5 separate regions of the Mus musculus genome follow, and all the other regions are linked to region 4. Evidence: chromatin loops called from intact Hi-C (ENCODE). Cell type or tissue: heart. All regions are shown on one strand. Each heading gives the region's core, and the rest is flanking DNA. Links, peaks and the distances in the headings are about the cores only. Region 1 has its middle 23 kb from the start of Arhgef18. Region 2 overlaps Insr (insulin receptor). Region 3 overlaps Insr (insulin receptor). Region 4 holds the start of Insr (insulin receptor). Region 5 overlaps Insr (insulin receptor).

Region 1 (6,018 bases), core at 395-5,394, 53 kb before region 4:
CATTAATTAAGGAGTTAAGCAGAGAAGGACATTTGATAATTGAGGCCTTATTGGGAAGGACAAATAAGGAGATTCAGTGACCTCAATTTCATCTTTGGGGTCCTGGCAGCAAAAGGTTGAATAGCTAAGCTCCCCTGAAGAAGGTGTGGCCCTGCCCACCACTACCCCACACTGTCTCAGCTACAGTCTCTCCTGGTATGGTCCAGCCCATCACTACTCCACACTGTCTCAGCTATGGTCTCTCCTGGTGTGGTCCTCTCCATCACTACCCCACACTGTCTCAGCTATGTATCTCCTGCAAGGGATCTGACACATTATCAGTCTATAAGGATCTTTTCCTGGTAGACCAGTTTCCTTTCTGGTTGACACAGGGTTCAGATTTTCTCTTCCCTCAACATGAGATTCCCAGGGAAGTTTAATTCTTTGGGGTCAGTGTTCCAACATTTTGACAGCTAAGAGGAGGGGTGTAGTATCTCTCATTAGAATACCCAATCTCCCAGGGCTGGGGATTCAGTCAATAGTGTGCTTGCCATAAATCATGACGAATTAAGTTGGACCCTTAGCTACCACATAAAAAGTCCTGAAATGATAGTGTGTGTTTCTAAACGTGGGGCTGGGGGCGCGGAGACAGGAGGATACGGAGATTGCTAGCCAGTCAGCTTAGCTGACTCAGATCTTTAAGCTCTGGGTTCTACTGAGAGACTCTGTCTCAGAAAATAAGGTAGATGATGCCTGAGGGGTTGACTTCTGGATTCTATCTGCACACAGATACACACACACACACACACACACACACACACACACACACACAGAGATACACACACACACAGATACACACATGCACACAGACACACGACAGACAGACAGACAGACAGACAGACAGACAGACAGACAGACAGACACACACACACACACACCCTTTCCTGACAGGGTGGTTACACTCATGTGAACATAAAGAGTGAATATGCATACACATACTACACAGGCACAGACAGAAATAATCTCACACTGGTGTCTGGAACATATGACCTCACAGTGCTTATCTGTCTCCTAACATCAAAAACTGCTTAGACCCAAACTAGCACAACACAAACACCAGTACGGAATTTCAAAGTTCCATACTGGGGACATATGGGGACTATCCAGAGAACCTAAAAGAACATTCACTCACATGCATGCAGGAGGCACCAGGAGATACAACAATGCATGTATACATTCTGTGGTTATTTCGTCAGTGAAACTGACATTTATTTATTTTTGAGACTGGGTCTAAAGTAGCTCCATATGTAGCTGAGAATGACTGAGCTGGTATGCCCGCCTCTACCTCTTGAGTGCTGAGAGGACAGATGCGCGCCACCTTGTCCAGCCTTATTTAGAACCCAGGTTTTCCCTCATGCTTGCTGGGTAGTTCTCAACCAACGGAGTCATTCCCAGTCTTAACAAGCACCCACTTGTTCTGGGTACTGTTTGTTGAACGAGATAAATGGACCTAAAGTGGATCACAGGTCGGTGAGGGAGGTGAACCATGACCCAAGAAACAGATCTTGGAAGGCACAGGCAGAGAGAAGGTTTTAACAGGAAGCACACAAGGTAGGGTGATACAGGCTGGGCCAAGAAAGCTGTTGCTTCAGACTACTGGAAGGTCAGGAAAGGACATTTGAACTGAGACCTGAAGGCTGTGAAGAAGCTAAACTTTCTGGGAAAAGTCAGCGGGGAGTAAGATGTGGGTGGGACAGAGGTTGGGAGGCAAGGTAGGCCAGAGGCCTGAGTGCAGTCCCCTGCAGCTGTGTAAAAAGTGTGCAGTGGTGTGTGCCTGTAACCATAGCACTGGGCAAGGCTAGCCTATCAGTCTGCAATGGTGAGCTTGGGCTTCGCTGAGAGATGGTGAGATGGCTCAGTGGTTAAGGGCACTTACCATCAAGCCCTTAGCCACTGAGTCCTATCTCCAGGTCCCACAGGGTGGGAAGGAGAGAACCAACTCTTACAAACTGTCCCAGCCTTCAGAAGTATGCTGTCATACATGTGTGCATACACACAGTAGATAATGTAGTAAGAGTTTATTTTTAAGAGTGGAGCTAGAGAGAGGAAGATACCTGGAATGTTAGAATCCTGTTACTGCAGACACTATGGTACCTCCAGCAACCCCTCTCCACTCGGGGGCATCTACAACGGGAAGGACTGGCTATAGGTTCTGTTGAGACATGCCACTTAATAGGAGAACTATAAGAAGAGACTCTGCCATATGGGCAGATACCACTTTCCACCCCTCTGTCTGTGGGCTGGAAGGAATTCTCTTGGGACTCACTGCCTCTTAAATGAGTTCTAGGCTCTGTAGGAGATGCTGAGACCCTTTCTCAAAAAATAAGGTGGAGATAGATTGAGGAAGAAACACAGCATTGACCTAGCACACTTAAACACATAGACACACACAGACACACACACACACACACACACAGACACACACACACAGACACATGCACACACACACACTCAGGCAGTCAGGCATGCATGCACACACACACACACACACACACACACACCCACAGACACACACACACACAGACACACAGACACACACCCACAGACACACTCACAGACACACACAGACACACACACACACAGACACACACACACACAGACACACACACACAGACACACACACACACACACACACACACACACACACACACACACACACACACACACATCCCTTAGAGGGCTTTAAAAAAAAAAAATCTGCCAATCATAGTTGCTATCCTCTGTGTGACCACTAGAGGGCAGGACTATCCAATGCCTTGTGCTGTCACAGGGTTGTAATCACGGTAAAAGAGAAGGGAAAAATGGATGATGTGGGAATCCCGAAGACTTTACAGGGCCAAGTGTGGCAGAGCTGGGATGTGAGTTTTAGGAAACTTTCACTTGCACTTCTGGTAAAGGCTTCACAGAATAAAAATCCCGGGCGTGAGAGGGGGATAAACCGCCGGATCTCTGAACTATCATTATCTATCACCTCCACGCAACTGCTTCTTTTTTTTTTTTTTCCCTCCCTTTTTAAAATGAGGTATTTCTTCATTTACATTTCCAATGCTATCCCAAAAGTCCCCCATACCCTCCCCCCCCAACTTCCCTACCCACCCACTCCCACTTCTTGGCCCTGGCATTCACCTGTACTGGGGGCATATAAAGTTTGCAAGTCCAATGGGCCTCTCTTTCCAATGATGGCCGACTAGGCCATCTTCTGATACATATGCAGCTAGAGACACAAGCTCTGGGGGTACTGGTTAGTTCATATTGTTGTTCCACCTATAGGGTTGCAGACCCCTGTAGCTCCTTGGGTACTTTCTCTAGCTCCTCCATTGGGGGCCCTGTGATTCATCCAATAGCTGACTGTGAGCATCCACTCCTGTGTTTGCTAGGCCCCGGCATAGCCTCACAAGAGACAGCTATATCTGGGTCCTTTCAGCAAAATCTTGCTAGTGTATGCAATGGTGTCAGCGTTTGGAGGCTGATTATGGGATGGATCCCTGGATATGGCAGTCTCTAGATGCTTCTGTCTTTAACGCTTTTATCTTTGTTATCTGAGCACCATGCTAAGTTCCAATCACTGATAGTGAGGTGGGCTAGAAAGACATGGAAGTTGAAGAGGAGACGAAAAAGGAAAGAAACCGTTCACCCCGAGATTTTATGATGAAGATTTAAAATGTGGACACAACAGATACAGGCAAAAATTGCCTAGAGAGGAAAAAACTGTGTGTTTTCATAATGACATCTCAAACTAAGATGTTAAAAACAAATTTAAAAACAAAACATTAGCTCATGGCTACATACCCTGCAATCACAGCACACAGAGGCAGAGGCAGGCAATCTTCCCGAGTTTTAGGCCAGCGTGATCCTCATAGCAAGTTCTAAGCCAGTCAGGGCTACAGAGGAGAACCTGTGTCAAAAACAAAATGAAAATAATAAGGCAACAAAGAAACGGTTCTTATTTAGGGCAGAAATGTCTCTAATCTTGAATTTTCCCATATCAGCACTCTTTTCAACCCTAAATCTGAACAATATACTTCATAAAAGTCTTACAATATCATTTACAAATGGAAATGTATTAAGTAAATCAGTTAATATATCGTACTTAGTTTTTAAATGTTATTTAAATTTTAAGCTTTGTTTAATCTTTAAACCTTATTATAAATTATATCATTTGAGATATTTCTTTCTAAGTTATATTTAACTTAGAAAGCCACAAGATCATTTATATATGTATACATACACGTATGTGTGTGTGTGTATATATATGCACTGATATAGCTATATGCATTGAAGACACATCTAAATGAGACACCCTGTAGAAGCCCACACCTGAGTCTTGGGACTGTGTAGTATCTTTTTCCTATATAATTTTCTGCCCGCTGTGGTGGTGCATGCCTTTTAACCCAGCACTCAGAAGGCAGAGGCAGGTGATTTCCAGGTCAGCTTATGCTACAAAGTGAATTCTAAGACAGCAGGGCTGTTACATAGAAAACACGCCCCCCCCACTCCCCGTCTCAAAAAAAAAAAAAAAAAAAAGAAAGAGAGAAACAAAGGAAGGAAGGAAGAAAGAAAGAAACAGAAAGGAAAGAAGGAAGGAAGGAAGGAAGAAAGAAAGAAAGAAAGAAAGAAAGAAAGAGAGAGAAAGAGAGAGAAAGAAAGAAAACAAGGACAAACAAGAATGAAATGATAAAGACCACCAGGGAGGGAGGTCACAGGGTAAAGGTGACTGCCATGAGGTCTAACTTGAGCGCCTGGGACCACAGGTAGAAGGGGAGAAGGAGCTGCTTCAAATTGTCCTCTGACCTCCAGAGACACACAGTAGCATTCAACACCCACCTTCCTGCTTAAAGGAAATACACTGTAACAAAGATTGGAACAACTCCCAGAAACTGCTGGGCTGGAGAGATGGGTCAGTGGGTAAGTCATTTGCCATTTAGCCTTGAGGACCTGAGTCCGTACCTTAAGAACCCAGTTAACAGCCAAACAGTGTAACCGAAGTCTGCAGTCCCCGACTTCTACTGTGAGATGGCAGGCAGAGGCAGGATTGTCCCCAGAAGCCCCAGATTGCCACCAGACAGTGGCAAACAAGAGGGACCCCACAGAAGTGAGGGTGGGCACCCGATTCTCTAACTTCCACACATGGTATTCGTGGTACATGAGTGACTTACATATACCTCTCTCTCTCTCTCTCTCTCTCTCTCTCTCTCTCACACACACACACACACACACACACACACACACACCAAGATTTCGTCTATGAAGGAAACACATGACATTTGGTTTTCTGAGCTGGTCTTTGCTTAACATGGGGATTTCTAGTTCCATCCATTGTCCCACAAAGGACACGACTCATCCTTCTTCATATCCAAATTGGCATGCACTGTATTTCCTGTATACATTCCTTGTAGGTGGACATTTAGCCTGATTCTGACTCTTAGCTGTTGTGAATGGCATGACTAGTTTGCTTTCTGTTGCTGTGATAAGCACAATGACCCAAAGGATCCTGGGAGGGGAGGATTTACTTCATCTTACAGGTTGCAGTCCATGACAGAGTGAACCTAGGCAGGAACTAAAACGGAAGCCTTGGGGAAGTACTACTTCCTGCCTTGCTTCTCACAGAACCCAGGGCCACCTGCATAGGCATGGCACTATGCCCCATGGCCACAGATCAAAGGAGGCAAGTCTTCCACTGAGCTTCGTTCTTCCCAAGAGTGCTCATTACAAACACGGATGTACAAATATCTCTGTGATGTGGTGTGTGTGTGCTTGTGCATGTGTGTATGTGCATGCTAACTTGTGCACAATTATGTGATGTGGGTATTAGTGGGCATTAAGTGTCCTCATTACCTCTGGCTCCCTGCTCGTTCCTTTGAGGAAGGGTCTCAGCGCAGGAAGGATGTAGCTGGGTCACACAGCAGTACTATTTTTAGCCCTTTGAGGGGCCCCCAGACTGACCCCCACAGTGGCCGCAAAAGTTTATATTCCCACACA
Region 2 (6,018 bases), core at 648-5,647, 62 kb after region 4:
ATTTCACCTTTTACTTCCAAGTTAAGGCAGGAACCTGAAGCAAGACCTGAAGCAGAGACCATGGAGGAGTGCTGATTAATGACTTGTTCAACTTGCTTTCTTATACCCAGGACTACCTGCTCAGGGATAACAGTGCCTATGGTGACTGGGAATCTCTCATATCAATCCTTATTTAAGAAATAAACCTCATAGGCTTGCCTACAGGCCAATCAGATGGAAACACTTTTCTTAGCTGAGGTTCCTTCTTCCCAGATGATCTTAGCTTGTGTTGAGTTGACAGAAACAAACACTCTGGCTACTTGCTTGCACTTTACTTCTCCTTCTTATCCCCTTTTCTTTTCTTCATCCTCTATTCTTTCTTCCTCTCTCCTTTTCATTTGCTTCTTTCCTCTTGTTGCTTTCTAGTCTTCTCCTCCTCCTCTTCCTCCTCCTCTCTCCTCTTCCTCTGGTTATGTTCCTGTTCTGTGTTTTATGATACCATCTCATGAAGTCCACACTTTGACTTCCAAATTACTTTGTAGCCACACCGACCTTGATATTCTTGCTTCAGCCCCCAGAGTGCTGAGATTGTACCACCACGGAACCCAGGGCTCCGTATGCTGTCTGCCAGTTGAACCACAGTTCCTGCCCCAAGAGATTCTCAACCTCCCCACCTCAAGCCTGTGTCCCACAGAAGTGAGTGTAGGCCAATGGGAGAACAGAACTAGACCTTGGTTCTAGAGGTCATGGGTGGCAGTGCTGTACTACCTATGGTCTGTCCTTTATTGGTCTGTGTATGACAACACCCAGCATGCTATGTGCTTGATTCACATTTGTCAAATGACATGAGAACAATTTATTAAATGGTGCATGGAAGAAGACAGCCATTACTGAAGTGCACTCTGTGGCTCTTTGCTGAGCTTCTAGGGCTAACAGTAGTGATCACAAAAGAACCTCATAATTTTTTTTTTTGAGACAGGTTCTTACGTGTAGCTGAGGCAGGCCTTCCTTATCTTACCAGTGCTAGAATAGCAAGCAGTCCCTCCTATGACCCATCTGATGTTCTGATGTCTGCATACACTGTTCAGTGTTTGGATGCGAATGACACACTTAGCTCCTTGGGCTAAAACAGTAGCTTAGTAGGTACGGAGCCCTGGCACCCATCTTCAGCATCATTGCAAAGAAAGTAGAACAAAATCCAGAAGAACAAACCGAACTGTATCTCAACTATTTCTCCTTTATAATTCTTTTTAATTATAAATTCTCTTTAATTATATATTACAATTTAAATATTTTTGAAAATTTCATCTGTCATGAAGTATATTTCAGTCATATTCACCCACAACTCTTCTCTGCATCTCCCTTCAAACTTCATATTCTCTGTTTTAAATCCACAGAGTCCAGCAAGTGCTTTCAGGATGTGTATGGGTGTGAGGCCTGTCTACTAGAACCTGAAAACAAAGTAAAACAAATGGAAACAAAATAACCAAACTCCCAACTTTCCTCGCACCAGCAGTCATCAACTGCGCATAGCATCTCTGCCTGGGTAGGGGTGGGCTTATTAGTCCCCAATCCATTTCTCCCCTTTATAGCTTTCTCAAATGGACAGCCTCTAGTGTTATCTGTATTCACCCCCTCTCTGCACCTCCCCCCCTTCCCCATATGATTTGCAACTTTATAACTGTTACTCAGTACTTTTCTGCCAACTTCTCAAGAGTATCTCACCTGTCCTCACCCTGTTGGTTCCAGGTATCCTGTTCCCACCAGCCTTGGCACAAGGCTGTGGTGTAGTTCCTAACACAGAAAGAAAGAGACAAGATAAAGAGGGAAGGCTGGAGAGATGGCTCAGTGGGTAAAAGCCCAAGCCTGAGATCTCAGTTTGAATCCCTAGCACTTAGTAAAAAGGATTGAGTGGCCATATGCCAGCCTGTAACCTTGGTGCCGTGGGTCTGGACATAGGAGTATCCCTGCAGTTTGTTGGCTTCCAGCCTGGCTCCAGGCTCAGTGAGAGACCTTGTTTCAAAGAAATAAGGCCTCTAAGGGGAATAGGAACCCCCACAGGAAGACCAACAGTGTCAAATAACCTGGACCCCTGGGAGCTCTCAGAGACTCAGTCACCAACCAAAGATCATGCATACATGGGCTGCTGGTCCGAGGCCCCAGGACACATATATAGCAGAGGAGTGTCTTGTCTGGCCTCTGTGGAGAGGATGTGCCCTAATCCTATAGAGACATAATGCACCAGGATGGGAAATATCAGGGGGCGGGGTGAACCCACAGTCTAAGATTCAAAGGGGAGGCGCTTGGGAGAGGGGACCCTGTGAGGGGAGACTGGGAGGGGGCAGCGTTTTGGGTGTAAATAAGTAAAAAAGGATAAGATACTTAGATAAAAAGTAAAAGTTTCAAAGAACATTTGTGATAATTGTTTAAGTACTCTTGAATTTTGCAATTTCACTGGGCCTACTCCAGGGTAAAGATTTGTAGTAAAGATTTTTGAGAACTTCATATGGAAAAAAAAAAGAAGTAAGGCCTTTAAAAGGTTAAAAAGTAAATCATAAATTTAAGATAGAAGATGTGAAGTTGTGAGGGAGAGATGTATATGATGTGGGAGGAATCTAAAAGGGGACTTGGTGGAGCTACTGGAGGATAAGTATGATCAAGATGCAGTGTATACCATTATGAAATTTTCAACAAATAAATATTAAAAGAAGAAAAGAAATCTTCCGGACCTCTCCCTCTGGTCTCTGCAACTGTATCATACACCCCTATATATATGAATAAATAAAATTTAAAAGTCACACCCCTCCCTTAACCCCCCAGTTGCTTGGTGCCTTTGCAGCCTGCTCATACCAAATTCCAGATGTAGTGGCCAGAGGGCTATGTCTGCCTTGTCAGGTTGTTTGCTTTTCTTCTTCCTGGATGTCCTATAAATGGAATTCTACAGTGCAAAGTGCAAGATCACACTGCCTAGTCTGGCTGTCTGCCCCTGGCTCTGTTTGCAGCATTGGGCCCTTTTAGCATTTCATGGGCTGCAGAGCTTATGTGTTTGGGAAGTGTTTATTGGAGCTTTGATGAAGCTTCTTGTGAATGAAAAACACTGACCCTTAGCTGCAGTCCCAGCCCAGGAAATGAGCTCCTTCCTGTCCTTCTGTGTGTTGTACAGGGGAGCCTGTGTCTTTGTGAGCCATAGATAACTGGCTGCTTTCATTATTGCTTCCTCCAATTTAGTTTCAGCCCTCAGATCTCCCTAGACAGAGCAGTGCTAATGATGATAACATTGTTTGGCATAGCTTTGCCTTCTGTATCCCTGGACTCATAATTGCAGGAAAGGGGATCGAGGGCAGGGGGAGGCGAGGTGTTGCAGGATGCTATCCTCTGAGCATAAAGGCCAACCTCATCAGAGCAGATGCAACTACCTGCCATTCAGTGTTCCCCTCACCACCACTAGCCTCAGTAAGGCTCGCTGACTGTTGATGTCCCTTCATAGAAGAAAAGGTATAGTGGATTACTGAATAACACCTAACCCTCACTTTCTAGCTGCTCCTCCCTCCATGGCCTCATGGTCTTTATGCTAGGGTATAGAGAGGGTTGAAGTTAATGAAGGGAGTCCCCCATCTGTGCAGCTCTTTAGAGAAGTGGTAATCTATGCTGGGATGAGGCTTTCCTATGATCTGGCTGCTTTGAGTCACCCTAACTCCTGTCTGTATCCCACACTTGTGCTTTGTATGTAAGTCCAGTAGATCCCTTGGTTGGACAGTGGCAGAATTGTACCTTGGTTTGTTGTTGGTACCTATAAGGAAAAGCGGAGAGACTGCAATAGGATGGGGCTTCGTGGGTAGAGACCTGCATCCATGGAACCTTGGGTTCCAAGATTGGCAGTGTGCTTGTAGTCTCAGCACTGGGGCAGGGGAGAGAGGGTCTGTGGGGCTGCAGGATCCTCAAGGACATTTCTTCAGCCCCTAAGAAGTCTCTGTGGTGATTTGAATATGCTTGGCCCAGGGAGTGGCACTATTTGGAGGTGTGGTCTTGTCAAAGTAGGTGTGACCTTGTTAGAGAAGTGTGTCACTGGGCGTGGGCTTTAAGAGTCTTGTCCTAGCTGCCTGGAAACCAGTCCTCTCCTGTTTGCCATGAGTTGGACTGAACCATAAACACTTGGCTCCTCAGGAGCCATCATAGTCTTTATGAATGGTTGTTGGGAATATAAAGTAATTTAGTGGCTATAGAAAACAGTATGGTGGCTCATTGGAAAGGTTAAGAGAATTAACGTAGTTGGGGTTTGGAAGTTGGCTGGGTAAGAGTTGTTAATGTGCAAGCATGAAGAACTGAGTTCAGATCCTCAGCATCTATGTAAAAAGCAGGGTATAGTCATGAGCATGCCTGTAACATCAGAGAGGTTGGGGGGAGAGACAGGAGGATCTTTAGGGCTTACTGGCTGCCAGTCTAGCTCTAGGTTCAGTGAGAGATCCTGTCTGTCCAGGCTCATGCCCAGGGCATGTACTTAATATTCAATAATCCCACTACTGAATAGATACATGGAAGAATGAAAATGGGGCTCAGACATTTGCATAGCCATGTCCATAGAAGCATGTTTATAATATCCTAATGATAAAGGCTGTTTAAGTGCCACATTTGAATGAGTGGGTCAGTGAAGATGATTCACTCCTGAATATTATTCAGCCCTAAGAATAAACAGAAGGAACCTTTGATATATGCTACCATGGATAAATTTGGAGGACCTGATAAAGGATTCCACTCATCCAAAGTTCCGAGAAACAAGAGAGAGCAGAAAGGTGGGTTGTGGGCCGATGGACGGGCCGTGAGAGTCCTGAACAGAGAGTTTCCATTTGGGAAAATTATGAGATTCTGTGGATGGTTGATGAGGGTGGCTACACAGCCAGACAAATGTGGTTATTCATTAATTAATTCATTAAAAATTACATACGTATGTGTGTGGTAAACATGCATCTCTCTCTCTCTCTCTCTCTCTCTCTCTCTCTCTCTCTCTCTCTCTCTGTAGAGGAGGTCTAAGGTTGATATCAGGTGTCTTCTATTTTTCTCCACCTTAAATATTGAACTCCTGGTTTTCCTGTCTCTACCTCTTGAATTCTTGGATGACAGAAGTGCACCATCGCACCTGTTTTTGGTGATGCTTCAAACCCAGTATCTTGTTCATGCTCGGGGCACCCTACCCTTCCCAGCCACATCTGCAGCCAGAGATGGAAGCTCTTAGGGTATTTTTTTTTTTTAACCATAGTTTAAATTATTTTATTTTATTTTATTTTTTTGCTTTGTGTGTTCAGTAACTACACAGGGGAGAAAGGACTACACATTGGACAGCTCATATTTCTGTCATAGTAGAGGGTTGACATGAACAGTGTTGCTGACAGTATGGAGAACTGAAGCTGAAGGCCTATGCTGCCACAAGGAGTGCCTGGGCAACTGTTCGGAAGGCTAGTAGACTGGGACCCACTTGATACTGGGAGAGCTACACTTGAGAATTTGGGAGACATCTGGTTCCTGGCTATTCAGTCCTGCTCCAGAGTATACAAGTAAAAAGAGAGAGACATACCTTAGAGGGAAGATTAGGCACACAGCAGAGGAATACGTAGAGTCGTAAAAGCCACAGATACTCACAAGCATCCTAGGAAGCAAAGGGCTGAAAAGAAGAGATGATTAGGAAGGGGCTGGGGAGATGATTCACAGTGCCAAGCTATTGCTACACAAGTGTGACAACATGAGTCCAGATCTCCAGAACCCATACAAAGCTGAGCTCTGTGGCACAAGTATATAATCTCACAGTAGCAAACAACAGAGACCTTGTCTCAGACAAGATAGAAGGTGAGGACTGATAGAGGTTGTGCTCTGACAATGGTGACACCCCTCCACACATATGCCTGTGTCTCCTGGGGGGAAAGTGTTGAACAATGAGGTAATGGGATAGAAGGGTTCGAGACCAGCCTCCCATGGACAAATTCAGTGACGTCAAACAAGAAAGCCTCTCTAGCCAAAAGTTGAGGCTCAAGCTGTGCCTCCACCTGG
Region 3 (6,018 bases), core at 741-5,740, 52 kb after region 4:
TTGCCTCTCTCTAACCCCTACCCTGATGGACTCTCTCTTTTCTCCTTTCTCCCTCTCCTCCCCTGTCCTCCCTTTATCCTTTTTCCTTTGTATCATTGCTTAAGAATGCAACTGACCTTTTTTCTTTAAGACTCATTTTTATTTGTGGGTGTATGTCTGGTTGCCATATGCATGTATGTGCGTGTATATGTGTTTGGTTGCTTCAGAGGCCAGAGAGAGCATTGTATTTACTTACAGGTGGTTGGGAACAATCTGACATGGGTACTGGTAATCAAACTGGGTCTCTAAAAGAACATGCTTAACTACTTAGCTATCTCTCCATCTTCTTTGAGATGAGGTCTCTCACTGGTTTGGACTCCCAGGAATTAGCAGTGTTTGCCACCTTACTTGGTGTATGTGGTACTGAGGATAAAACCTCTGTTGTGATTTGAATGAGGAATGTCCTCTACAGGCTCCTGTAGCTGAACACTTAGTTTCCAGATGGTGGCACTGTTTGGGGAGCTGTAGCCTTGCTGTAAGAAGTATGCCATTGAGGGGCAGGCCCCACTTCTTGTCCCCCCTTGCTTCCTGTATGGATAGAAATATGACTCATAGCTGGGCATGGTGGTGCATACCTTTAATCCCAGCACTTGGGAGGCAGAGGCAGAGGCAGAGGCAGGTAAATTTCTGAGTTCGAGGCCAGCCTGGTCTACAGAGTGAGTTCTAGGACAGCCAGGGCTACACAGAAAAACCAAAAAAAGAAAAAAAAAAAAGAAAAAAAAAGAAATAAAAGAAATATGACTCACTAGCTTCCTGCTCCCACTACCATGTCTTCCATGCCTTTTGCCATGCCTTCCCCTCTATGGTGGGCTCTAGCTTTTTAGAACCATAAACTGAAATAAACATTTCTTCTCTAGGTTGCTTTTTTCAGGGTATATCTATCACAGTAGCAGAGAGTCACTAAAACACAAGGTAGGCCCTCTCCAGATGACTCCACCCCGCTGCAGCTCTGCCCTTCCCACTCCCCACTTTCCCGTTGTTCCCCAGGTTCTTGCTGAGGTGACTCTGTGTGTGTCTGGGGGTTGTCACAGTTGGGTGGTTCTACTGGCATAGGGTAGTTAGGTAAGGACAGGGTAGGTAGGAGAGACATCCTACAAAGGCTGGCCCCTACCACAGAGAACAGGCAAGCTCAAAATGTCTATCACCTGAGTTGATAAGCCCACCTCTTAGACAGCAGGGCTGCTGGAAGTATCTGGCTTGAGTCTGTGACATGGGACTTCCCAGCACTGGTATTAGCAAGGCTACACTGAAGGGTGAAGGGGGGCTGGATTTTCTTCCTGTCCTGTTTCTAAAGTTCTCTTAGAAAGGAGTGTCTGTTGCTTCTTTGTCAGAACATGGCATTTGTGAGTTGCTTCGGAACAGTTCTGTACTTTCCGTGAGGCTGGTTCCAGGGCTTTCCATCCGTGGGACAGAAAGCACCTGCTTGCTCCTCCCTGACCCTGTGCAAATGTAGCTGCCCATGTTCTGGTTCACAAGGGGTCAGCAGATCAGGCCCTTGCTTTTGTCGACAGTTGATTTAATTTGTTACTCATAATAAAACTGGAACTCACCTGGCTCAGAGCCCTGGGCCGTTAAGAATGCTTGCTAGAATACACTATGTAGACTAGGTTCATTGGAAAAGCTGAGAATAGCAGCTAACTTACCATGAGCAGAAGGGCTGACAAGAGGGACAGTCTCCCAAACAGAATTTACCTATTGCTTAATAAGTCAACAGATTTATCAGAGGGGATACCCCCACCCCAATTGTTCAGTAACTTTTCTTTCCTGTAAGACAGGTCTCATGTAGCTCAGGCTGGCCTCCAATTCACTATGTAGCTGAGGATATGCTTAAAGTCTTCTGATCCTCCTGCCTCTACCTTCCCAGTGCTGGGATGACGGAACATCATCATCTGCCAACAGGCCTGGTTTAGGCAGTGCTGGGGATGGAACCCAGAATTTTGTGCATACTATATGAGCTCTCTACCCACTGAGCCACATCCCCAGGCTAAGGCTCCAGACCATAAGAGCAGAAGTTGATTGGTAGGTCATTGGTGTACAAAATTTAAGAAAGCTGATCACCACTATTATTACCTCAAAACCCAATTGTCTTCATCTGGAGTTTTCCATAGAAACAGGATTATAAAATTTGGTTTTAGGTCCCTTACATTGGTGTGCATAGCTGTGAAGAGGTGTGCTGTGTTGTTGAGCTGATGAGTGTCTCTAGGATTAAAAGTCATTATTGTGTATCTCAGTGGTTAGAGCAATTGCCTAGCATATATAAAACCCCGGGTTTCAGCCCCAGCACTGTATAAGCCAGGTGTGGTGGTGCAGACCTGTTGTCTCTGCACTCAGGAAGTAGATGCAGGACGCTCACTTGACACATGAGAGATCTTGTGTCAAGGTACAACAAACCCCCACAATTCCTTGGTGAACACCTAGCATAGTAGTACCTTGCTCAAAGGAAAGTGCTGACATTCTGGTGCAGAATAGAAGAAGAGAATTGTAGCCCCATGAATTCATGGCATCTTTGAAATGGCAAGTTTAAAGAACTTGTCTAGTTTAAAGAACTGTTTCCTCCTTGCATCAGCTCCACAAGGTAGGTCTAATGATACACCATTTTTGAAAAGGCTCAGAGAAGTTAAGACACTTGGCTAAAATATCCCATCATCCATCAGGGAATGGCAGATTCACGCTCAGGTCTTTATACCTTTCTGGCTTCCACCACTACTTCTTCCTCTTCCGATTCTTCTTCTTCCTCTTCTTCCTCCTTCTCCTTTTCTTCCTCCTCCTCTTCTTTCTCTTCTTCCTCTTCCTCCTCCTTTTCTTCCTCCTCCTCTTCTTTCTCTTCTTCCTCTTCCTCCTTTTCTTCTTCCTCCTCCTCTTCTTTCTCTTCTTCCTCTTCCTCCTCCTTTTCTTCTTCCTCCTCTTCTTCATTTTCTTCCTTTTCCTCCTCTTCCCCTTCCTCCCCCCTCCTTCTCTTCTTCAAGATTTATTTATTTATTTTATGTATATGTGGCTTTCATTTCTAATCATAGACATACCAATCAATGTAGCTCTGCCTGATGTGTCTCTGCCCTGCCTTTCTAATGTTCCACCAATTGGTGTTTTAAAATTCAAGCTACTGCAGTGAGCTCACCCGTTCTCTGACATCAGAGTGTTAGAAGACCATCTCACAAGTGCTCAAGGACCCAGCATAACTGGGTGGAGCCTTCTGCCCCACATTTCCTTGGAACCAGTATCAGGAGGCAGGGCCTTTCTTGGCTCCTCCCATCTGTTTCCATGGAGCCCCTGCTGTTGGTTTCTCATACCCTTGAGAATTGTTTTCTGAAGCTAGTCAATCTCATGATGCTGTGTGTGTGCACAAGTGTATATGTGTGTATTAGACCTCACTTTTCTAAAGCAAAGGTTCTGATTGGGTATTCACTGTTTAATTTTCAAACATTTTCTCCCCCTTTTATTTCATTATTAAGGTATGTTCAAATTTGTCTTTGTATCTTGTGGAACTGCAAAGGCCAATGACTGCCAAGGAAACAGATAGGAAGGGGATTTGGGGTCGGATTTTGAGTGTGAGAACCCAGGTGGACCTTTGATCATGGGACTTCAAAGGGAGAGTTGAAGCATAAGTGGAATCCGGAGTCTAGAAGGGAAGGTGGAGTTGGCTACGGAAGGGGTCATGTCTCATGGAACAGGGTAGTGATTGTATCTGCCTTAAACGGGTTTCAAGGAGCTAACATCTGAGGGTGCCGAGGTGAAAGAGGCTTTCCGGGAGCTGTGGAGTAGGAAGGGGTGCGGGAACTTCATTGTAAATCCTTTTCCACATTCAAGGCCAAGTTTCCTGCAATTCTCCTTTCTCAGGGCAGGGTAGGAAGACGTAACTGGGTGGACATGTGTTTTACTTGAGAGTAGAACTTCGTTTGCCTTAGTGAGAATTTCTTGATTTCCAACTTCCTTATAACCTCAGCAACTGCTCCTCCCCTCAACTTCTGTCTGTATGAGCTGACTTAGCTGCCTCCTACCCCCTTTTAAGAAAACTCATTTTAGTCGTGAGCCCAGATTTCACTCTAGGCTCATGTTCCCAATTCCCCTGGTATCCCACAATCATAGGCCTCATGGAGGAATGTGCTCAAGAGCCCTCAAATTATGGTTTTCTAAATCTTGATTTCTGAGAGGAACATTGGGCATTCCACGTTTCCCCTCTTCAATCCTGAGTGTTCTGCTACTGTGTGGGAGGCCTTGCAGACATTTCCAGGCACCGACAAAGGTACCTATGTGAAATACAGTCATTTTACTACCTGCTATTGGGATTTAAAAAAAATTGTTTTAGGTTGCCTGACAAATCTTTTGGGATGGACCTGGATCCTTTGGCGGACTGGTGGGATATGGGTAGGGTAAAAGGGAAGATGGAGAAATTATATTATGAATTCAGAAGTTCATGGACAGACGGAGGGGTCTGTCTGGCCTTTCTGAAGAGTAGGGTGGGGACAACAGGTTTCACTGACTTTCCCTTTGACTGTCTCTGTGTGCTTGCCTGTATGTGCTTGCTTTTGTGTGCTCACCTCCAGTGCATGTGGAGGCAGGAAGGCATGTCTCAGGTGCCCTTTTTGATGGCTCCCCACTGTATCATTATATTTTGAGACCTGGATTCCCGAGATTCAGCTTGGCTAGTTGACCAGTATGCTTCAGGAATTCTCCCATCTCTGTCTACCCAGAACAGTGGTAACAGACATGTATTGCTGCACCTGGCTTTTAATGTGGATGTGGGAGACCCATGATCACTCCTCAGACTTGTGCATTAACCAGTTCAGTGCCTAAGCCTAACCAACATTCACCTTTGGACTCTATACCCATACATGTACACCTCCTATAGTACATACGTGATGAAACAGTAAGGAGAAAAAATAATGGCTACAGATCTCTGAGGAATCTATTTTCTGGTCATGTCTATTTCACATACAATACACATGTGTGCACATATATATGCACAAATATAGATAACACATATAACACATGTGCACACATACAAAACACATATACACACATGGCGCACATTGCACACGTAATACATATGCGTATAAACACATGCACAAATACATAGCATACACACTTAGGCTTCCTACCGTTGGGAATGAACCAATCAGGAAATAAACTGAAACTTATGCCATCTTTGTCACTATGAGGTCTGGTGGCCAATTTCACTTTGTTAGTGGCAGTTCAGGACACTGTTTAGCAGCTAGGAAAGTGTCTTTGTATCTTGCTTCCTGTCCCTAACCTCAGCTGGCTTGTGCCCGCAGAGAGGCTTCTGTAAAAAGACATCTGTGGACTTGTCTATAATGCCAATATTGTAGGTGGAGACAGACGAATTCTCAGAGCCCCCAGCCATCCATCTAGCCTATAGCGTCCCTTTCAGTGAGACCCTATCTTAAAGCTACAAGATTTAGAGTCTATGAAGATTCCTGACATCCTTCTCTGGCTTGTACATATGTGTACAGGGACATGGGCACTCAAATACTCACATGTAAAACACACACACACACACACACACACACACACACACAGGGTAAATGTTACAGGGTAAATGTTAGGCAGCAAGGAGTTAGGTAGCATGGTGATATAGAAGCTGAAACTAAACAGTACTCATTTTCAAGTACAGAGGGAATATTTTAAAAAGTTAATCATCTGTTAAGAGAACCAGTGCATTCCCAAAGTACAGACATTGCTCTGGACTGTATCTACAATTGACAATGTTCTTATTTGGAAATGAGGTTTTAAAAAGCTCAAACAAACACGAAAGACAATTTTTTGCTACTTGATCATTTAAATAATAACTTAGGGCTGTCAGGAGGGCTCAGCAGGTAAAGGTGCTTGCCACCATGCCTGATGACGTGCGTTTATTTCTCAGCACCCACATAGTGGGAGGAGGGAACTGATTCCCCAGAGTTGCCCTCTGAACTTCATACTTGTATGGGGCTACACACACCTGTATACAAATCTTACTTTGAT
Region 4 (6,018 bases), core at 311-5,310:
TGTTTATGTGTGTGTGTGGTGTGGTGTGCTAGGCCAAAGGTTGACCTTAAGTGTCTTTCTCTATTGCTTGCCACTTTACTTTTATTTTTACCTTTTTTTTTACAGATATTGTCAAACCCATTGCACAGACCAGCAGCCACAGTCCGGGTCTGAGTGAACATGTGAAGCAAAGGATAGAGGACTCTGTACTGCACATATTCCTAAGGCACCGACAGGGTTAGCGCCTCATGATGTGGTTGAGCAGGGCTGCTAGTGAATGGCTTTCTTAGACATACAGCCACCTACTGGTATGTGTGTTGAAAATGGAGTTATGTCTGCTCTGATCCTATATGAAGTTTCTAACGTGTTTCTAGAAGCCTTGTTATGTTCTTCTAGAGTCATTTCCTTATTGATTTCTGCTGGAATTCAGTGCTGGGTGGAGGGGGCGCAGGCCAGGGAATACAGGCTGCCTGCATTGTGGACACGTGGCTGTGGCCTGGAAGCTGGTGCCTCCAAGCTGCTGGGCGGGAGCTCACTGGGGAGGGAACTTGTTGGGCGCCTACTAGCTCCTCGAGAGAGCCAGGGTTGGGAGAATCTCGTAAGACATTGGTAGCATAGGCTGTAAAGAAAAACAGAATCAAAGGTAAAGAATTAAAGTGAATTCCCCACGGGAGTCAAAAAAATAGTAAAAAGGAGTAAAGAAAGACAAAATGTGCTTGGTTGAATCTGGCATCTAGGGGCATATTGGGGTGTTTATGTCCTGGGGTATCTGGCGGCATTTCCAGACTTTAAAATTGTTATTTCGGGGTAATTTGGGGTGTCTAGATCTGGCGGAGATCTAGAGTGTGCTCCAGACCTTTAAATTGGAACCTCGGTGTTACTTGTGTTTGCTGCAGTCAGGAGGGGACCTGGGGGCGTCCCTAGGCTTTTAAACTGGAACCTCAGGCCTGTTTAGTGGTTTTCGAGTCAGGCGGGGATCTGGGGACCCCTAGGTTTTAAAATCGGAACTTTGGGACTCTTTGGGGGCGTTCGTGTCAGGTGCGGATATGGGCAGCTCCGGACGTTTGACAGGTGAGTCTTAGAGTTGTTTGGGTGTTTATGTTACACTGGTATCTGAGAACGCTTACAAGCTTTTAAATCGTAATCTTTCTAAGCCAGCAGTTCGGGGTGTTGGGATTGGAAGAATCTGAAGTGAGCCTCGGGTCTCTGAAGTTGCGGGTTTTACGGGGCAAGGGGGCAAAGGGGCCGAGGAGGCGAGGAGGCGAGGAGGCGTGGCGTTGCCAGCTCTGGCCACGCCTCCCCGAGCTCTGCTGGCTTTCTCCCCCTCCCCCCCCAGCGGGCCTCACTGGAGCGCACAGTCCCTTCCCTGTCTTAATCCGCGCCACCTTTTCCCTTGGCCCGCGCGGGCCCAGCTGACGGGCTGCGTTGTTTACGGGCTGGAGTCGAGCCCTAGCTCCCGCCGCCACCACCAGCCCAGGTGCCCTCCAGTGCGCGCGTCCCTCTGTCTCAGACTCCACACAACGCGACCCACCCAGAGCTGCACGGAGGGCAGAAGCAGGAGACCCGGACAGGAGACGCACCGCGGTGAGCTCTGGACTCTGGGATTGCGGGCACGGGACCGGGCCTGGGTGACCTGCGGGCCGCGCCACGGTGTTGCTTGCGGCCGAGGCCTCTGTGCTCTTCCCGGGACTGTCCCCAGGGCCCTCTAGGCTGGAGAGCTGCGGCCTGTGAGCCACGGGCGTGGAAGAGAAGGACGTGCGGCCCCGAGCGCCTCTCCAGAGACCTTCTCACGGAGTATGTCCCCAGTAGGCCGGCGTGGCGTGCTCTGATCGCCGGGGTCCCAGCACTCCTACTGCTATGGGCTTCGGGAGAGGATGTGAGACGACGGCTGTGCCATTGCTGGTGGCCGTGGCCGCGTTGCTGGTGGGCACAGCCGGCCACCTGTACCCTGGAGAGGGTAAGTCTGGGACAAGAGGCGATCACAGTATGTCGGGGACACTTCTCCCACCGCCCCAGCCAATCTAGAACCCTCACCCTAAGGAGTGAGGGTCGGGGACACCCCTCTCCACCGCCACAGCCAACCTAGAGAATTCTCCCTTTGGGCTGAGTAATGGGGACAACCCTTCCCATTGCTCCATACAACTTAGAGCCCCCCAGGCCCCACCAAGGAGTCAGGGTTACAGACACCCATTTCACCACTCCAGCAATATAGTCCTTTCACGAGAGTTGTGGACATTTCTCGTTCTTCTTCCATCAACCTAGAGCCCCCTCTCCACGGACTGAAGGTTGAAGACTCCCGTAGCGTCCTTGTGTCTATGAAGAGTCCCCTCCCTATAGTGATCATCTTTACACTGGGGAAGGGGAAGAGTGGGTTTGGTGGCCCTGGCCCTGCGTGAAACCCCGGCTGACCTTGGCCTTTGCTCACTGGGCTTGTGGCTCTGTACCCCGCGTGTGTCCATCTCGGGTCTGAGGAACCTTGCCCCAGTGCCCGCCCAGGCTTCGGGTGTCTGTCCCCAGTGCACCTCTCAACTGTGTCTGTTCTTTTCTCTAACCCCAAATCTGTCCTCTGAGGCTCTTTGAGGTTGCTTTAAGTAAGTATGGTTACTGGGTTGCAACAGATTCAGACATCTGAGCAGTTTAAACCCAAAGCCAGGGGTATCCTCTTCGACGGAGGACACTTGTTGGAGAATCGACCCCTTGTGGCTGCTATGTTTATAATTCTCTACTTCCAGATGTCTAGAGGCAAAGTCTGCATACCTTTGGCCCCACAGCAATCATAGTAACAGTAGGGGTAGTTTTCAGGATGGTTATAATTAGAATGATTATGAGTCTCCAGGCTGGTTAGCGCTAGAACCTCCCAGTGTTCCCTGGAGGCCAACATAGTTACATACCCATTTCAGAGAGGGCTAAAATGAGGTTCAGTTAGCCCATTTGTTCAGAGGCTGGTCTTATAGTTCTGTGCTTGGTTATGGCCAAGGCAGGAGGATAGCGAGTTGTTTGAAGCAAGCCCAGCTATTGAGTGAGTTTTGAGGCTAGTTAGACACTGTTTCAAAAAACATGCAATGACAAATGTCTTTTGAGTTACTGGTTCAGCTTTCTCTGAAAATGGAAATTAATTACAATAGGGAAGGGGTCAAGGAGAGAAGGAACTGCCACGCTTTTGTGAATGAGGGAGATGTGTGTGTTGGGAGGAGGGTGCAGGATTATGGAACAGGTTGGGTTGATCTTGTGGAGTGGGTCTGCTAAACTGGTAATGTCTCTGAGGCCCCCAGGATCCGATATACAGAAGGTACTCAATGAGGAATGGCCATTGGTTTGGTTTGTGCCCGAGTGCACGTGTTCGTGCGTGTGCATGTGTGTTCGCGTGTGCACTCCTGTGCCTGTGTGTTTGTAGAGGACCTAGGTTGACATCCAGTGTTTGTCTCTGTCACTTTCAGCCTTGTGTTTTGAGTCAGGGTCTCTCAATGAACCTTGAGTTTGCTGATTTGGCCGCACTGCCTAGCCTGTGAGTGCCAGTTCCCCCTCTCCCTTCACCTCTTTTTATCACTAGAGTTATAGATAGATGTATGCTGAAGTGCTGGCTTTTAGGTGGGTGTGGAGAGATCTGAACTCAGGTTTTCATGCTCGGGCAGCAAGTGCTTTGACTTACTGAGCCATCCATCTCAGTAAGTAAAAACGGAGCCAGTCCATGGTTTGGGTTCTTATTAGAAAAATCCAAGATTGTTAACATCTACATTGCTCTCTGAGGCCTTAAGGAAGTAGGGTTATGTTGTATATGCACCTGTGCACTTGGGCGCATAGTGTTGTACCTTGAGCTCTGCTTTTACATTTTTTGGTAATTGATTGTTTGTCCATGTCTGGACTTCCTGAGCCCAGGAGACAGAGCTTCTGGGGGCTTTTAAATATACATGCAGTGTTCACAAGGATAGGGCCTGGTGTTTGTTCCTCACCGATGTTAGAACCTGAGCAGTGCTGGACACATAGTAGGTGCATATAAACATTGTTCCCTAATGGCACACAGAAAGCCAAGACATTGGGGTTTGTGCAGTAAATATACTGGGTGTGTGGCCAGAGTGTAGCCCTCCCTGTGCACACACAAAATCCCTGGGTTTCATCCCTAGACTTACATAAACCATGTGTGGCGTTGTATGCCTGTCAGCAAGCACTCTGAAGGTATAGGCAGGTCTATCAGGAGTTCAAGGTCATCCTGGGCCAAGTTAGTGATTTTGAGGCCAGCCTGAGCTACGGGTGACCCTGCCTCAAACAACAACAAGAATAACAAAAGTCTTAATTTTCTAGAAAATCCCCATACTTTGTAAATATGATCTCATGAGTCCTTCCCACACCTCTTCAAAGCCTCTGGCTTTTGCATGGGATGAAAGGACAGGACCATGAAGGCAGCTGGCTGGCCACATGGCTAGTTCCCTGCTGCCTACTGGCTTTCTCTGTTTCCTTAGTTTTGAATTTAATTAATTAATTCGTTAATCTAGCTGAGACCAGGTCCTGTGTGTAGCCTAGGCTGGCCTATGTAGACCAGGTTGTCCTCTTAACTCACAGAGACCTGCCTGCTTCTGCCCCAGAAGTCCTGGGATTAAAGTCATTATGCCCAGCTTTACTTATTATAAATTGAGTGTACGTGGGGCCGCACGCATGAGTCACGGTGTGGGGATCAGAGGACAGCTTTCAGGAGTCAGTTCTCTTCTACTATGGGTTCTGGAGATTGGACTCAGGTCATGAGGCTTGGCAGCAAGCGCTGTTACCCATCTCCCTTGACCTTGTACTGGATTTCTTAATAGACACTTGCTCTTTTGGATTGGAACCTCCCGGACCCTGCTTTGGGGTAATCGTTAACAAAATACTATCAAATGAATGAGTCGTGGTGCCTCTGAGAGGCTTGGTGTAGGGCAAGGAACTTTCTAGAACATGAGTATGTAACATCCACCAACAGGGTATGTTTGCTTGGGAGGGGAGGTTGTGGTGGTGGTGAGGATCTGTGTGATGCTAAGAAAGGAATGGGTGTTTTTTGAGAGATGCATCCCTAAGGGCAGGTTACCCAGTTGTCTTTCGGTGGAGTCTTGGTAGCTGGGCTGGGCTAAATGGATAACTCCTCCGTTCCTCTCTTGATCAGCCTGGCTCTGGGCTGAGATAACCCTCTGAGCATTGTGAAGTGAGAGGACAAGGCAGTGTGTAGTGCTGAGAATTAGAACCCTCTGAGTGTTGGGGCATCTTCAGTCAGGTTGACTTTTAGAGGTACGAGTGGTCACCTTCCATGGCTCATGTGTGTGTGAGTGTAGTGGATATATGTGCTCATGTGGGTGTGTTCACGTGTGTGAGGTCAGAGCTCAATACTAGATGCCTTCCTAAGTTGCTTTCAACCTTTTCTTTTTATAAAATTACTTCCTAATTAAAAAAAAAATTTAATTTTGCAGATGTATGCATGTTTTGGGCACATGTGTGTATGTGTGTGCTCATATGTGTCAGGGCGTGTGTGCAGAGGTCAGAGGTCAACCTTATGGAGCCAGTTCTCCTCATCTATCTTTAAGTGTGTCCCAGGGGTCAGACTCAGGTCCTCAGGCTCGTGTGGCAAGCTCTTTCACCTACTGAGCCATCTTGCCAGATCCCAAGCTTGTCTTCTTAACTTCACTGCTTGGGGTCGGCTCACTCTGGGTTGTAGCGGCTGTTTTAGCTCCACTAAGGTGTTTAGTGGGCACCCTTGGTCTCTGCTAGCTTGTTGCCAGTAGCATCTGGATGCGTTTAAGTTGCAACAATGAAAAAAAGCTTCAATCATTACAGACACTGTCTCAGACACTTGCCTGCAGATGCCTTGCTTCCCCCTCTCCTCCTTCTGGAATCTTCCATCTCCTTGCAGCTCTTCTCTCTTTAAATACCTCATATACCCTAAATTCCATTAGTCACTTCTGACCTCTGATTCTCCTGTGTTCTTTCAGGGACATACTCTCACACTCTTGCTGTCTTGTCTGTTGGCTGCTATACGGTGCCTCTCTTATGCCTGAATACAACCCCTTGCCTCCCAGTCCC
Region 5 (6,018 bases), core at 717-5,716, 91 kb after region 4:
ATAGTTGGGAGTGGGATGGTGGACAGAGTTATCTGCCCCAAATGTCAACATGCAGAGAGTTAGCAACATCCTCACAAAGGATAGAATCCTAACTTCATCCACTGTCCTGGGTTCTTCACCATCTCCACTCTCATCTTGTATCTAGACCAAGTTTAATTTCCACAAACTTTTGCCTTTCTGGTATTTGCACACTTTTTGCTTTCTGCTTTGAGAAGTCCTTGTCCTCCCAACTCTTTCAGTCTCCACTGTTTGAGTGCGTGCATTTGTGTGTTCCTGCTTGTGTGTGTGTGTGCATACATGTGTGTAGGTATGTGTGTGTTTGTATGTGTGAATCATATTTGAATGTGACACATGTCAGAGGTCGACATTAGGGTCCTCCCTAGTTGTTTTCCACATTATATATTGTGGCCATGTCTCTCAATAGACCTGGAGGTTGCTGATCCTCTGTCTTTTGGTGCTGGATTTATAGGTAGGCTTTACAGCCATTGCTGTCTGGTGTTTATGTGGGTATTTGGGATATGACCTGTCCTTATGCCATCTCCCTAGGCACAGGTACCACTGTTCTTCAGAGGAAGATATTAGGGTACATTTTGAAGGATGTTGCATGACAGCTGAATATCATCATCTGGGGCTTAGGGATGTGACTTGGTTGGTAGAGTGCTTACCTAGCATGTATGAATCCCTCGGCTAAATCCCCCAAGTCCCTCAGAACCACATAAACCAACTATGGTGGTGCACATCTCTCATCCAGCACTCAGGAGGATCACCTCATCCTTGGCTATATTATCAAATTTGAGGCTAGCCTGGGCCACATGAGAATCTGTCTCAAACAAACAAACAAACAAACAAACAAACAAACAAACAAAACCAGTTTGATGGTTTCAAGTACTCTCAGTGACTGGGCTTGATTTTGCTATACCCCAATTAATTTCTTCCCTCGATTCTCTTTTGGCCCCAAGAACATCTTCTTATTGCCCCAAACAGCAAGAGCTTGGCATCTCTCAGAACCCAAGTCTATGGAGTAAATGAATAAGTGGTGGTCACATAATCACTAACCTGGCCATGCCTTCCTGGGCTGGGCAAGCATTTTACCTGTCACTACTTTTCTCTGATGTTATATAATGCTGTATCAAACAATTGTGGTGTCACTTGGGAAACTCCTCCCTGCTGAGATACACCCAACAACTTACATACTCTCCCTCATGGTAAATCTGTTTCTCTTCTCCTTTCCAGATCCTTCTGTCCCCCTGGATCCCATATCAGTTTCTAATTCCTCATCTCAGATTATCTTAAAGTGGAAGCCCCCCTCTGACCCCAATGGCAACATCACACACTACCTGGTGTACTGGGAGAGGCAAGCAGAGGACAGCGAGCTGTTTGAGCTGGATTATTGTCTCAAAGGTGAGTGCAGGCCACCGGAATGGGGTTCACTGTACCTTGATTCTCTTATGGAGACACAGGTCTCTTTTCCTGTTTCCCAGGATGTATACATGCATGTGTAAATGTATGCACACACATACATATGCACACAAGCACACACTCCATTCTGTCTTATGTAAGACACTGTGTGTGTATGTATGTGCACATGCATGCACTGTGTATAGATGTGTATGGGTGTGTAGGCTTGTGTATACATGTATATGTAGAGGTCAGAGAATAACTTGGGTATGTCCAAAAATGTTGTGTGTTTTGTTTTTAATTTTTTTTGCTTGGTTTTGAGACAGTCTCGTGAAGACCGAGCTGGACTTAAACTCACTATGGAGCTGAAGAAGATAATGGGTTTCTTGCACCTCCTGCCTCTACCTACTAAGTGTGGGATTACAGGACTATACCATAACTCATAGTTTATGCAGTTCTGGGATTCAAACCCAGGACTGTATGGGTGTTGACATTCTACAACAGAGTTACACACTCAACCCATTTTTTTTTAATTACAAGTATTTTTATTCATTTATTTATTTTCCTAGTCTCTGTGTATGGACACACATGTGCCATGACATGTCTATGGAGGTCAGAAGACAGCTTACAGGAGTCTGTTTTCTTGTCAGCCATGTGGGTCCCAGGGTCAGGCAAGGAGGCAAGCTCTTTTATCTGCTGAGCCATCCTACTACCCCCTACTTTAAAAAAAATTCAGTTCTGTGCTTTGAAGCCAGTGCCTCATGCATACTAGGAAATACTCTACCTCTGAGCTACAGCCCAGCCCTCATCTTGTAGGTTTCTATTTTTATTTTTGTTTGAGACAGGGTATCTTACTAGACCAGACTTACCCAGCAGGCCAATTTGGCTAGTGAGTGACCCTTAAGAATCCTCCTGTCTCCAACTCCCCATTGCTGGGATTACAAGTATATCTCACATAACCAGCTTTTCACATGGGTCCTGGGGATCCAAAACTCAGGTCCTCATGCTTGCCTGCACTTTAGTGTCTGAGCCATCTCCTCGGAGCACACACATACTGTTAGACATTGCACATGGATCCATATCTACCATCTCCACAGTGCACATACATATCTTTTGACATTGCACATGGAACTTCACTCACCATCTCCACAGTGCACAGACACAGACACACAGACACACACACACACAATTTACTAAAACAGAACAAAAAAACTTACAACCCACCATCAAATTAGAGAAAGTGAAAATGTGCTGTTCATTTAGTTGATGGATTCTGGATTCTGTCTTTGATTCGTTTTTGGTTAGCAATATCCTTAGCCTGTGACCTTGTAGAAGCAGGCCAAGGGGGCTGCTGGAGAGGTGTGGCTGAGGTCTGTCCTTGAATCCACCCCTGGCCTGGTATCTGGTTTTGGCTAAGTCACAGCAGCAAGTAGTCTGTCTCCTTTTGTAGAGAGGGGCAGAGGACAGATGACTCCTGGGAACAGTCCCAACTCTAAGATCATGTGCTATATGTATGCCTGTGACATCATTCCTGCCTTGGCCAGGATCACCAGCTAGGTTTATCTCCTTGCATACTTTATATAGTTTGGGAGCAAGTCCAGTCCTAGGCTCAGCACTGACTTGTTGGCTCTGAATTTGAGTATAGGAAACCACCAGCTAGCCAAAGCTATACTTTTTGTTTTGTTTTGTTTTAAAAACCAGCAACTTAAAAAAGTTTGATTGTGCTGTTGTTTGTTTTTAAACAAAGTTTCACATGACCCAGGTTGGCCTTAAACTCATGATGTACCCCGAGGATGACCCTGATCGTCCTGTCTCTGCCGATGGAGTGTTAGGGTGACACTCTCCACTATGCCAGGGCTACTGCAGCCAACTTTCATTCTGTAGGTGGAAATTCCAGATTGCAGAAGCTGAGGATATAGCTTAGTCCGTAGAAAGCTTCCTAGTATTCAGGAAGCCCTGGGCTCCATTCCCAGCACCATATAGACCCAGTGCAGGGGGTTCAGTCCTGCTACTGCAGCATTTGGAAGGTGGAAGCAGGAAAGTTGGGCATTTAATGTTATCCCTACCTACATAGCAAGTTTGAGTCCTTTCTAAGGTATATGAGACCCTGTCTGAAAACAAAAACAAAATCACCTTACATCCATGAATAACCACAAGGGTATTTTAAAAAATGGTGATAAGTGAATATTACAGAATTTATTTGCACTTGAATGAGTATAGATGCATACACATTTCTGGTCTGACTGAGACACATTTAAGAAGGTGAATGCATATCTTCTTAAATGTTACACACGGTCCCACACTCTTCTGGAAGCACACGAAGGACTTTATTTGAAGTTGATGACAGGTGTCTTGCTCTGTGGATCCTTGTTTTCTGAGGTAGGACTTTTTTTTTATTAGCTCCCTAATTTGTCTAACCTGGCTGGCCAATGAGTTCCAGGGATCCTCCTGTCTCTACTTTCCCAGTCCTGAGGACTAAGATGTGTGTTATTATGTTTGGTTTTCATGTGGGTTACCAGGGTTTGAACTCAGGTCCTCATGCTTGCGTGCTAGTCACTTTACCTACTGGATCACTTCACCAGTCCACAGAGCTTATACTAAGGAGGCCTAACAATAGTTGAACAATTATGAATTATGTGGACAAAGGCAGAGTGTGGAGGCCACCTTTGGAGGAAATGGAATACCAGTGTTGAATGAGGACAGAGCTTCGGTTTAGATGAGAGTTCTGGAAATGGTTAGAGGCAATGATGGTGCCACACTGTAAGTAGACACCACTAACTATGTACCCACACATGATTTCAATGGTACCATTTTATGTTATGTTTATTTAACCATAATTTCTATAATACATATAATAAATGACCAGTAGTACCTTTCTGTTTATATCATAATTTGAGTCTATTTTTAATTGTGGTGAATTTGGAGCTAAGGAAATGATACTGGATAAAATGTCTGCTGTACAAACAGAATGACCTGAGTTTGGATCCCCAACGTCCATGTAGAGAAAAGCTGGTTTTGACAGCGTGCATTTGTAACCATCACACTGGGGAGGCAGAGACAGGCAGATCTCTGGAGCATGCTGGCCAGCTGGCCTAGCAACTTGTGAGGTCCAAGTTTAGTGAAAGACTCTGTCTCAATGACTAAGATGGAGGACTGGTAAGATATATCAGTGTGTAAAGGTATTTGCTGTCAAACCTTACTGATTAACTTTAATCACTAGAACCCACGTGGTAGAGAAAATAGATTCCAGAAAGTTATCCCCTGACATCAACATGTGCACTATGGCTTGTTCCCCTCCCTCATAAAATTAATTTAATAATAATATTAACAATAATAATAAACAAAGAAATGACTGTAGGAGACACTTGATGTCATGTAGTCAATCATACATAGATACAAGTAACACAAACATACACACAGAATGCACACAAACACACAGAGCAACTTTGGAGCTCCTGTATTGTAACACTGTAATTTGACTCTTTGGGAAGGGGAGGAAGGAAGAGAGAGAGTCCAGGCCAGTCTAGGGTGGGGAGTGAGTTCATTGCCAACTGGATAACATACTGAAGCCCTGTCTCAAAAAATGGGGTCTGGAGACATGAATTGTGATAGAGTGCTTGCTTAGAACCTCCAATGAGGAGACATGGCTGTGGCCTAAGGAATGACACCCAAGAATGACCTCTGGCCTAAATATGTGTGTGTGCATACACCATACACACACACACACACACACACACACTTGAACTAGGATTTGTTTATCTGTTCCACCTTACCGAGAAAGCACTGTGGTGCTGTGTGTGTGTGTATGTGTGTGTGTGTGTGTATGGTGTATGTATATTGGAGTATACTTTATGTCATGTGTATGTGTGTATGTTGTGTGTGTGGTGTGTATATGTGTATGTTGGAGTGTGCTTTGTGTCATGTGTGTATGTGTGTTCTGTGGGAGACTTGAGCCCACATTCTGCCTCTCCCTAGGGCTGAAGCTCCCTTCACGGACCTGGTCCCCACCCTTTGAGTCTGATGATTCTCAGAAGCACAATCAGAGTGAGTATGACGACTCGGCCAGTGAGTGCTGCTCATGCCCTAAGACTGACTCTCAGATCCTGAAGGAGCTGGAGGAGTCTTCATTCAGGAAGACCTTCGAGGATTACCTGCACAACGTGGTTTTTGTCCCCAGGTCAGAGCTTTGCACGGGCCAGCTCTCTTTCTGTCTGTTAGCTTGGTGCCATGACTTCTTAGGGAATGAACTCAGGAGACTGTGTAAGTGGGGAGGTGGCTGGAGCCTGAGCTCAATTGTGTGCTTTTGGTTGGAGGGGGAAAACAGTCTTGTTTGTTGTTGGGAAGAGGGCCCACTTAGGAAAGTATTTGCCCTTTTTAGGACAAAGGGCACAAGGACCTGAGTTTGGTGCCCAGAACCCACATAAAAAGCCAGGTGTGTGCTTATATTCCCATTACTGGGGAGGCAGACACAGTATTCCTGGGCCTTTCTGTTATCCAGACTGGTCTAACTAGTAATGTCTGGGCGTATAAGGACAAGGTGGACAGCATCTGAGAAACCATAGCCAACTCTGTCCTCTGGCTTTACATGCATGTCTACCTGATCACACATGTGCACTTACA

What was found. Hi-C counts contacts between places; a loop is a spot of excess contacts. Peaks named below come from ENCODE experiments on the same cell type or tissue, not always from the same donor. Only the 100,000 strongest peaks of a DNase experiment are listed, where the experiment ranks them.
Region 1: a loop joins it to region 4, with 2.1 times the contacts of the local background. A loop is called at or near these places in 9 of 42 quality-filtered maps.
Region 2: it touches region 4 in a loop (3-fold over the local background); 29 of 42 quality-filtered maps call a loop at or near these places.
Region 3: it touches region 4 in a loop (2.8-fold over the local background); 29 of 42 quality-filtered maps call a loop at or near these places.
Region 5: it touches region 4 in a loop (2.3-fold over the local background); 9 of 42 quality-filtered maps call a loop at or near these places.

The regions. Positions count from the first base shown.
Region 1 is chr8:3,327,657-3,333,674 of GRCm38, reverse strand. No RefSeq gene overlaps it. Among named protein-coding and RNA genes, the nearest start is that of Arhgef18, 23 kb to the left of the region's middle. In heart, for the core only: a CTCF peak has its summit at 2,793 (motif pointing right); no DNase peak of the experiment used is centred there.
Region 2 is chr8:3,212,807-3,218,824 of GRCm38, reverse strand. The region is part of intron 2 of Insr (insulin receptor); the gene reads left to right. Among named protein-coding and RNA genes, the nearest start is that of Insr, 64 kb to the left of the region's middle. In heart, for the core only: no CTCF peak of the experiment used is centred there; DNase peaks (open chromatin) are centred at 2,084 and 3,064; H3K27ac peaks cover 672 bases.
Region 3 is chr8:3,223,157-3,229,174 of GRCm38, reverse strand. The region is part of intron 2 of Insr (insulin receptor); the gene reads left to right. Among named protein-coding and RNA genes, the nearest start is that of Insr, 53 kb to the left of the region's middle. In heart, for the core only: no CTCF peak of the experiment used is centred there; a DNase peak (open chromatin) is centred at 3,744.
Region 4 is chr8:3,274,947-3,280,964 of GRCm38, reverse strand. It overlaps Insr (insulin receptor), which reads left to right and starts at 1,348. Exons shown (of 21, transcript NM_010568.3): 1 at 1,348-1,936. The coding sequence starts at 1,837. In heart, for the core only: CTCF peaks have their summits at 360 and 2,680 (motif pointing left); DNase peaks (open chromatin) are centred at 484, 1,364 and 2,344; H3K4me3 peaks cover 2,644 bases; H3K27ac peaks cover 1,952 bases.
Region 5 is chr8:3,184,508-3,190,525 of GRCm38, reverse strand. Insr (insulin receptor) reads left to right here. Exons shown (of 21, transcript NM_010568.3): 9 at 1,234-1,401; 10 at 5,374-5,575. Among named protein-coding and RNA genes, the nearest start is that of Insr, 92 kb to the left of the region's middle. In heart, for the core only: no CTCF peak of the experiment used is centred there; a DNase peak (open chromatin) is centred at 2,865; H3K27ac peaks cover 1,499 bases.